Linked DNA regions of Homo sapiens: region 2 is linked to region 1. A link is a loop called in an ENCODE intact Hi-C map of the cell type or tissue named here. Cell type or tissue: CD4-positive, alpha-beta T cell. All regions are shown on one strand.

Region 1 (2,500 bases):
CACCGGCCACCACACCTGGCTAACTTTTTTGTATTTTTAGTAGAGATGGGGTTTCATCATGTTGGCCAGGCTGGTCTTGAACTCCTGACCTCAGTTGATCCACCCGCCTTGGCCTCCCAAAGTACTGGGATTACAGGCGTGAGCCACCACGTCCGGCCAAGACTGGTAATTTTAAATGGAAAAGTATATCACAATTTGGTTGAGTGTAGAAGTAGTGTCAGAATGTTTGAGAGAACATACATTACCACTTATTTGTATATTTATATTTTAGATTTGTAACAACTGGTAAGGACTTCTGAAGAGTTTTATTGATGGAGAGATTTTAAAGGATTAAAGAATAAAATATCGCATTTGTAAATGCCATGTAAAATGTTTAAGTTATTTCAGCACTCCCACTGGGTTAAGTGGGAGCCACAAATGGTTCTGAGCAGGCTGGGCGCGATGGCTCATGCCTGTAATCCCGGCACTTTGGGAGGCCGAGGCGGGTGGATCACTTGAGGTCAGGAGTTCGAGACCAGCCCGACCAACGTGGTGAAACCCCGTCTCTATTAAAAATACAAAAACTAGCTGGGCGTGGTGGCTCACATCTGTAATCCCAGCTATTCGGGAGGCTGAGGCAGGAGAGTTACATGAACCTGGGAGGTGGAGGTTGTAGTAAGCCGAGATTGCACCATTGCACTCCAGTCTGGGCGACAGAGCAAGACTCCGTCCCTCAAAAAAAAAAAATGTTCTGAGCAAAGGAAAGACTGATCTGATTTAGGTTTTGCGTAAATATCCTCCAGCTATGGGCTGCGGGGCGTGTGTCGCTGGGTGGGTGGGTTAGGTGGACAAAACTGGATCCTAGTGCCTATGCGCCCCTTTAAAACGAATAAAAAGACGTAGTTCTCAACCAGGGACGTCCTTGGTGATGCTCTGCTGGTCCTGCAGCCTGAGGGCTTTTTCCAGACGCTTTGACCTGTGCACTTCTGCCCCCACGCGGCCAATGCCTGAACTGCAGCAACGTCCTGCAGACCCAGTTTCCTTTTTTGGTACCAGGCATATGCAGGGCGTGGACAGATCCTACAATGGAACCAGCCAGAGACTGCCCTAGAGAAACTCATATGCCGGGATTTGGATGTTTGTAGGATAACATCATGAGCAGCAGCTTTGCAGGACCACACATGTTCCAGGGAGATTCTCAGAGGAGGGATCTTTGGGCAGTGTCTCCAAAGACCAGTAAGAATATTTCAGGAAGACACAACAAGAAAAAATATTCTAGGCAAAGTGAAAACTGACATTGATACCCCGACCCCAACCCCTCTTAACTGCTACTTCCGACCTGGGTCGTGGAGCTACCATTCAAGCCCTATACCCAATACTCATCTTGAACTACTTAACTACTTATTTATGTATTTATTTATTTATTATTATTATTATTATTTTGAGACGGAGTCTCACTCTGTCACCCAGGCTGGAGTGCAGTAGCGCGATCTCGGCTCACTGCAACCTTCACCTCCCGGGTTCATGTGATTCTCCTGCCTCAGCCTCCCTGGCAGCTGTGATTACAGGTACCTGCCACCATGCCTGGATAATTTTTTTTTTCTTTTTCTGAGACAGAGTTTCACTCTTGTTGCCCAGGCTGGAGTGCAGTAGCATGATCTCGGCTCACTGCAACCTCCACTTCCCGGGTTGAAACAATTCTCCTGCCTCAGCCTCCCGAGTAGCTGGGATTACAGACACGCACCACCACGCCTGGCTAATTTTTGTATTTTTAGTAGAGACAAGAGTTTCACCATGTCGGTCAGCCCAGTCTTGAACTCCTGACCTTGTGATCTGCCCGCCTCGGCCTCCCAAAGTGCTGGGATTACAGGCGTGAGCCACTGCACCTGGCCCCACCTGGGTAATTTTTGTATTTTTAGTAGAGACAGGGTTTCACCATGTTGGCCAGGCTGGTCTTGAATTCCTGACCGCAGGTTATCCACCCACCTTGGCCTCCCAAAGTGCTGGGATTACAGGCATGAGCCACCAAGCCTGACCTACTTATTTCTTCTCACTCCCATCATCCCAATTGCCACCACCCAGGTCTAGACACTCACCTGGGTACCTGTCAAAGTGTCCTCCTTGGTCTCCCAAACTTCAATTCCTAGTCATTCACCTCGGCACCAAAGGGACATTTTTCTCTCTCTTCCCTGCTCACACACCTCCCATGGCTCCCTAGTGCTCTCAAGTGCAAGTCCAAGCTCCTCAGCCTGGCACCTGAAGTCTTGAAGACCCAGTTCTGCCTGTCCCACTATATCATTAGCATGACCAACTAGAAAGACATTAATAAAAAGAATAGCACTACCTCTATTTATTGAGTGCCTACCTGGTGCTAAGACATGTGTCTTGCAGTTTCAAGGTGCACTCACAACAACTTTATTATCTTCGTTTTACAGAAGGGGCTATTGAGGTTTAGAGAACTCAAGGGACTTGTTCAAGGTCCCCGCCTAAGTATGAACTCAATTCTTTCCAACTCCAAAGC
Region 2 (2,500 bases), 360 kb after region 1:
TAGTGGCATGCACTTGTAGTTCCAGCTATCCGAGAGGCTGAGGCAGGAAAATCGCTTGAACCCAGGAGGCTCCGAGGTTGCAGTGAGCTGAGATTGCACCACTGTACTCCAGCCTGGGCAACAGAGCGAGACTCCATCTCAAAACAAAAACAAAAAACAACAACAAAAGGAAATATACACAATTTTGTTATTAAAATGCTTCTATTAACAATTTTATTCTTATGAATTCAGGTATCATACTCCCAATTTTGGTATGATCAACTAATGCATCTTCTGTGAAAAAACTGTTTACCTCATATATGAGCCCTATGCATATGACCTATCTCAATGCCCAGGCTGGGCAGTGGCTCACGTCTGTAATCTCAGCACCCTGGGAAGCCAAGCTGGGCATATCACTTGAGGTCAGGAGTTCGAGACCAGCCTGGCCAACATGGTGAAACCCCATCTCTACTAAACATACAAAAATTAGCCAGGGATGGTGGCCTGCGCCTGTAATCCCAGCTACTCGGGAGGCTGAGGCAGAAGAATTGCTTGAACCCTGGAGGCGGAGGCTGCAGTGAGCTAAGATGGTGCCACTGCACTCCAGCTAGATAGACAGAGCGAGACTCTGTCTCAAAAAAAAAAAAAAAAAAATCGGCCAGGTGCAGTGGCTCACACCCATAATCCCAGCACTTTGAGAGGAGACGGGTGAATCACCTGAGGTCAGGAGTTCGAGACTAGCCTGGCCAACATGGTGAAACCCCGTCTCTACTAATAATACAAAAAAATTAGCTAGGCGTGGTGGCACACGCCTATAATCTCAGCTACTTGGGAGGATGAGGCAGGAGAATCGCTTGAACCCGGGAGGCAGAGGTTGCAGTGAGCCGAGATGGTGCCATTGCACTCCAGCCTGGGCAACAAGCGAAACTCCGTCTCAAAAAATAAATAAATAAATAAATAATAAAAAAATAAAAATAAATAAAAAATAAAGCAATGCCCATCCTAATATTTAGCATCCCACCACAAACATAAAAAATATGTATGATAAGTTACTTTAATAGAGTAAATCAGTAAACCACAGAGGTTTAAACCCTCTTATTACTAGCATTGTTTAAAAAAAAAAAAAAGAGAGACATGGGGTCACACTAGGTTCCCCAGGCTAAGAGTTTAAGAGGTCAAGAGATCCCTCCCTCCCTTCCTTCCATGTTTTTATTTTTCTTTCTTTCTTTTTGGTCAGTGGATATACTTCAAGGAAAAGGGGTACTTTCTCTAATGGGACAGTTACAATTTTTTTTCCTCCAGAGAGGCTCAGTTCAGTGTCATCAGAGTTAGGGGCCTCCTCCATGGCAATAGTTCCTTCATAGGGTTTAAGGATCTCTAGCCTATGTCAGGTTTAAACTAACCCCTTTGTTATGCCACTGGGGAATCATGGATATTGTCCCGTCTATGCCCCAGGGTCAGGATATTTGTTGTGATAAAGGTACCTGAAGCAGCAGCAGCAGCAGCAGAGGTCCTTAAGGTCCTGGTGAGCCCTTTGCCTTTTGGGGTGTGGACTCAGTGCGCCACCTGATGGCTGCCTTTCCTCCCTTTCTCTCTCCTCTTTAAATGACTACTGTTTCAGGAGCACCTCTTGTACAGGGTGTATATAGTCCACCCTCCCGCTGCACCCTGGCACCCTGCACACCGGGCCAACCCAGCATCAGGCACAGCTTCACTCTAAACACACAGATAGATCCAGCATCAATTGAAGGAGGGGTCCAATAGCATAGTCCTACTCTTAAATGCCAAAGAATTATTTTTAAAAAGGCAGACTCAGTCAGTTGAATATAGAACCCATACTTGGTAGGGCTCAACATGCAACACAGAGCAGCACACTCGAAGCACCAGCTTTCTAGCCAGCAGTAGCTCACTGGACATGTTGGCCATCAGGCAGGACAGTGGGTTAGCAAGTCAGAGCAAGAGAAGATCTACAAAAATAACTCGGGCGTGGTGATGCACACCTGTAATCCCAGCTACTCAGGAGGCTGAGGCAGGAGAATTGCTTGAACCTGGGAGGCAGAGGTTGCAGTGAGCTGAGATCACACCACTGCACTCCAGCCTGGGTGACAGAGCAAGACTCTGTCTCAAAAAATAATAATAACAATAATAATTAAAAAAATAAAGGCCAGGTGCGGTGGCTCATGCCTGTAATCCCAGCACTTTGGGAGGCCAAGGCAGACAGATCACGAGGTCAGGAAATTGAGACCATCTTGGCTAACATAGCGAAACCTCGTCTCTACTAAAAATACAAAAAATTAGCTGGACGTGGTGGCACATGCCTGTAGTCCCAGCTACTCAGGAAGCTGAGGCAGGAGAATCGCTTGAACCCGGGAGGCAGAGGTTGCAGTGAGCGGAGGTCGTACCACTGCACTCCAGCCTGGGCAACAGAGCGAGACTCCATCTCAAAAAATAATAATAAAGAGATGAAGGACCCACAAGTGGTGATCAGTGTCTGGACAACATGCTCACGGCACCAATCATT

Evidence for each region. Peaks named below come from ENCODE experiments on the same cell type or tissue, not always from the same donor. Only the 100,000 strongest peaks of a DNase experiment are listed, where the experiment ranks them.
Region 2: it touches region 1 in a loop (4-fold over the local background); 6 of 110 quality-filtered maps call a loop at or near these places.

What each region holds. Positions count from the first base shown.
Region 1 is chr19:12,562,728-12,565,227 of GRCh38, reverse strand. No RefSeq gene overlaps it. Among named protein-coding and RNA genes, the nearest start is that of LINC02926, 12 kb to the right of the region's middle. In CD4-positive, alpha-beta T cell, CTCF peaks have their summits at 771 and 975 (motif pointing left); a DNase peak (open chromatin) is centred at 947.
Region 2 is chr19:12,201,515-12,204,014 of GRCh38, reverse strand. It overlaps the pseudogene LOC100289333. Among named protein-coding and RNA genes, the nearest start is that of ZNF136, 40 kb to the right of the region's middle. In CD4-positive, alpha-beta T cell, a CTCF peak has its summit at 1,560 (motif pointing left); a DNase peak (open chromatin) is centred at 1,534.